Linked DNA regions of Homo sapiens: region 2 is linked to region 1. Evidence: read pairs that join two places in POLR2A ChIA-PET (ENCODE). Cell type or tissue: MCF 10A. All regions are shown on one strand.

What was found. ChIA-PET counts read pairs that join two places held together with the same protein. Peaks named below come from ENCODE experiments on the same cell type or tissue, not always from the same donor. Only the 100,000 strongest peaks of a DNase experiment are listed, where the experiment ranks them.
Region 2: POLR2A ChIA-PET joins it to region 1 with 8 read pairs; 4 of 35 experiments call an interaction of 5 or more read pairs at or near these places.

The regions. Positions count from the first base shown.
Region 1 is chr17:29,256,830-29,259,329 of GRCh38, forward strand. It overlaps NUFIP2 (nuclear FMR1 interacting protein 2), which reads right to left. Exons shown (of 4, transcript NM_020772.3): 4 at 1-2,500. Among named protein-coding and RNA genes, the nearest start is that of CRYBA1, 11 kb to the left of the region's middle. In MCF 10A, no CTCF peak of the experiment used is centred here; a DNase peak (open chromatin) is centred at 1,142.
Region 2 is chr17:28,948,004-28,950,503 of GRCh38, forward strand. PHF12 (PHD finger protein 12) reads right to left here. Exons shown (of 15, transcript NM_001033561.2): 2 at 2,062-2,243. Among named protein-coding and RNA genes, the nearest start is that of PHF12, 2.3 kb to the right of the region's middle. RefSeq lists enhancers at 776-1,396, 1,217-1,316, 1,397-2,016 and a silencer at 1,547-1,806. In MCF 10A, no CTCF peak of the experiment used is centred here; a DNase peak (open chromatin) is centred at 1,278.

The sequences.
Region 1 (2,500 bases):
ATTTTTTAAAAGATACACGTTATCTTTAAAACAACCAGTGCTTTGATCTTACAAACAACTGAATAATTCTAATCTCAAGCCAGTCAATTCAGTAAACCAAATTTATGCTAAAGCAATAAAGGTAAAAGCCTATCCTACCTTTAAACCAGCTTTAAGACAAAAAATCGTCACCAAGTTCCATATGACAAAAAAGGGTCTTTCAGTTTGAATTACTTTCCATTTCTATTTGATCAAATAAACCAAAATATTACTAAGGAAGAGCATCCAATGATTTGTAAAGCTGATAAAACTGCCCTGTTTCAAGAAAAGCTCTTTAATAGATACAAGTCAAGCTCTCGTTTAAATTGAACTTTATTAAAATAGGTGCCAGTTTTCCTCTCTCCTAGTTCCACTGATGAGCTAGCCCAGAACTATGTAACTTTGAGCCAAGTTTCCAAAGATGGTAAAGCTAACAACAGCAAAGTAGTAAGGACAAATCGGTCACTTTTGGTAATGACACACAAATTAAACTTTCAAAACATGTGCATAGCTTTATTCATCTACTTAGATCTAACCTTTTCACGGAGCTTCGGCAAAATTCGAGTGTGCAAAATGCATTTCTAAAACGTAATGCAAGCAAAGCTTTCACATTTACACTGGCAGGAAATACAGAGAGAAACTAACAAGTCACATTAGGGAAAATTCAGATCTTTTTTTTTTTTAATGACAAGAATTGCACAGTTTATTATTTTGAGACAATTGTTGCAGACATAAATATTTAAAATTTTCTAAGCAAGGTGCTTTTAACAAAATTTTTAAAGTTGGAAAGAGCTGATAACTTGGATCATAGCTCACACAGAATTCCAAATTAAAGTGGACTCCATTATCTCCCTATATTTTGCAAACAATGCTTTGTATAACACTTCTTTAAAACACTAAAAGAGACAGCAAGCTGAAACTTTTTTCAAAGCACACAAGAAATGTTTACTTGAAGAAGGTGCTGAGGGGAGAAGGGAGTGAAGAATCCTTTTACTATTTCCCACTACAGGACAGCCACTAACAGACTAAGAACAAAAAAGATACAACAAAAAAAGTAAATCACTTCCCCAGCTTATAAAATAGTTCCAGTTTCGCAAGATCTGTAACTTTAAACAGAGAGCACCAGTTGGGCAATAGAATGAGCATTTCATACTGCATAAAAATTAGTGAGGTGGTAAGAACCATCGACTATCTCAGGCATTACTACATGGCGTTTCCAATTTTTTTTTTTTAATATACATGCAAGGCACATTGATATAAAAATAGATCTCTGGCCAACAAATATATTAAATAAGCAAATTAAAATTTTGGCTTTGCGATATTGGCAACATCAAAATATAACCAGATAGCTTTGGCCCACACATCTTTCTCATTCCTCCACCTCATTTGGTGTTTCCCACCCATTATTTTGGGTTCAATCACCTTCAAGTTTGGGTATGTGCTTGAGAAATGACTTTTCTTCTTGTCAAGTAGCATTCACTAAAGTTTTCCTTTGCTAAGTAAAAAGACAAGAGAAACAGCTGGAGTTTTGATTGATTTGATTTAAACTAAATCTGATTGGTTCAGGGCAGCACTATTTCCCCTCTATATACAAACAAAAAATAAGTCCCCAGCTTACATAGACAAATGTTTTCTAAAAGATCAGCAACAAATCAATGACACCACGTCCTTTAAGCCATTCTTCCCAATTCCTCTTTCTGAGGCAGAGAGAGGGAATAATAGAAACAAAGCTAAGATTTAAACTATTTTCAGTAGTAGAAGACATTTAAGGCCAAAAAGTGTACTATTAACAGAATTCTTATATTCCTAAGTTATTGTCCTTCATAGGACAATATCAGCTAAGAATTAGTTACTTGTATTGATTCCCTCCCAAAAAGAATTTTATAATTCATTCACTCTTGTTAGTGGCTGTGCTACAGGAAAGGTATCAAAGCAACCTATGGTATATGTATGGTATATAGTAATGTAAAAAGTGCATCACATTCTTGATTTTCAGTTTCTCATAGCAGCAGGATTAATCTAAGACAGAAAACAGTTGTATTTTCATTCTTAAAATGCAACAATATCTAATGAAATGTATTCAAGATCATGAAAGGATCCTCCTCTATGAAGGATAAATGAAAACAGATTAATAATAGACAAACAGGGTAAACTAAAGGCATTCATTCATATTTACATATTAAAACCACTTTTGTTAACACCAAATCTTTACATCTAGCAAAAGAAATAAGCATTTTAAGAATAAAGCAGACATCACTAAAGCAGTATCCATTTTCAGAGCCTTTGATTAGCACCTGAGGAAAAAAGGGTACATGGAAAGCTATGTAATTTGCCCTCAAGTTAATTTGTTGGTCTGAAGAGTACAACAACTTTGATATGCACTGAAAGTAAAACTAAATTGGAAAATAAATGTTTGTAGTTAGTTTAATAAGGCTGTAGAAAAGAGATACTTGGCCGGGCACGGTGGCTCACACCTGTAATT
Region 2 (2,500 bases), 310 kb before region 1:
CAACTTGACAAGACTTTAGACTCGTCTAATTAAAAAATTCAGAGGTTAGGTTTTAGAGTTTAAAAGCCCAATCTCAGGCAAAACAGACAGCACACTTTTCCCATGCCTGAGGTTTCTAATAAACAATTTCAGCTTTATCAAATAAGAGAGCTTATCAAATTCTCACTCAACATGCATGTCAGCAATCATGGTTAACACCAATTTCATCCTAGGAGTAGGACGTAAGCCCACATTTTAAATCAAGAAGTCTACAACTCAGTCCTGGTATACATACCAAACAAACACACTAAAAAAATGTAAGCAACTGGGAATAACTGGTAAGCAACACAACGTATATTCAGGCACAAATTTCTCCTAAGAATAGCAAAAGAAATGTGACCAGAAATATCTTCTCCAGGTGGATTACACCTTATAGGAAGTAAAGGCTAAAAACCACAGACCCTTAGTCACTTCATAATAAAAATTTTAAAGCCAGCAGCAAAACTTCCTCTACGATAATCATTTTTGTCCCAGCAATTTTACAAGCTGGGATGGGGTGCCCTCCTGGGCAAAAGTATCTTGGGAATGGTAATGGGAGTTTCCTACATAACTTCTGACCATAAACTTAATTTGCTCAGTATCAGTCATCTGTCTAATAAGTGTTCCCAAACCTGCAATTAGTACAAATATACAGTAGACACTACTCCACAAACCGAGAGATGGAACGTGAATGGAACTGTTGAGAGACCTTCGGTGAAATTTCACTTAAAACAAAATAAAAAGAGGGCTAAAAAAGGCAACATCAAACAACTGGTGGGAACACAGAACAGCCCCCTTTTCCTCTCTCCAGTCTGGCTCCTCTCTCAAACCCCTGCCTCAGTCAACTGTTGCAGAACAACAGAACGAGACCCAGTAGAACAAGACGAAATCTGGGTTTGCTGCCGCAGATGTGGGATTTTTGTGGAGGGCAGAGGTGATTTCGGCCGGCAGAAGATGGAGTTTAAACTCTTCTTTGCCGGATTGTCCTGGGCTGAGCCGCTGAGGAGGATCACGCAGCGGGCGATCAACTCAGGTCCCTCCCTCTCGGTTCGGTCTCTCCCCTCCTCTCATGTCCAGTAAGGGGGAAAAAGCGTACGGCTTTCCAGCTCTCAGCTCCTTAAAAATGCCTTTCTAGTGCCACCGCACACAATCCTCCCTCTGGCAGCAAAGAATTTTGCAGCGAAGGGCTCGCCGATCCGGAGCGGAGAAATGAAATCGGCGCCCAAGGGCAATTTTAATTGTCTAACCCGGCCCGATTTCCTAAGAGGCAGCGGCGCCGGGAGGGAGGAGGGAAGAGGGAGGAGGAAGGAAGGCAGCTCTGAGAGGCAACAGGGGGCAAGCGGAGGCAGAGAAAGGGGATCAAAGCGGCGAGATCCCAGACGGGGCCCCCGAGGAGCTTCTGCAGAAAGGACTCTGGGGCTGTCCCCACCGTTCCCCCGAGAGACGTTTGCAAATCATATATGCAGCCAAAATGGCGCTGAGAATAAAAATATAATTTAAAGGCAGGTCGCCATATTGTAAACAGAGAGGCAAAGAAGAGGCGGACTCGAGAGACACCCTCCACGATTTTTTCTACAGCCACAAGCGCCCGGTTGCCGGGGTCTGGACCAGGGCAACTCAGGTGGCCGAGGGCTCCACGCACCCACCCCGAGGAGATCCCGGCCGGGCAGGAGCCCCGAGGGCAGCGGGCGCGCGGGCAGGCAAGCGGCACTGGGCCCGGAGCTCCTCCCCTTCCTCCCCCGCCACTGCCGGCTGTCCCCGGCCGGCTCTGTCCCGGCTCCCCAGCGACTTCCAATCCCATATGGGGTTCTCTTCACTCGTCCCAACCCCCACCTCGGGGTCCGGACCCACCGCTGCTCCTCCCCGCTAAACTGCCAGAACCCGGCGGACACCTGGGGGCGGGGAGGTGCTCGCCCCGGCAGCTGCAGAAAGTCAGCTAGCGGCTGCAAGCGCCCGTTATTTCGGCAGTCAGGGGCAGGCCGGGTGAAGGAATGCGCAGAGAAGGGTCCGCCAAGAAGCTCCAAAAGGGTCCCCAGACCTTACCAGCACTGGAGGTGGAAGGCAGCCGGGCAGTGGTCGCAGCACAGGAGATCTCCACCTTCCTTGCAGCTATCGCAGCTGTCGTGGTTGGTGGCCCTGCCGCTTCTCCGGGGCTCCTTCTCAGGCTTCCGACTGCGCTTTTCTGCCTCGTCCGTCTTGGGGGGAGCCAGCAGAGCTTGGATTTGCTGCACACACATACAAACGGCGTGTGTGCACACTCGGAGCTCCCGGGCGGTCCGTCGCCCCCCCGGCGCGGTTTCTCCGTCACCCACCCCTCTCCCCCCTTTTGTCCTTCTTCCTCCCATCCAGGCTGCTCCCAGAATCTCTCAGCCCCCGGAACCAGGGGGAGCCCACCCTAACCGCGTTCCTGCAGCACAACAACGAGAACAGCTTCTTCCAAATGGGGAGGATCAAGGGTAGGGGGATGGGAAGAGGGTGCGCG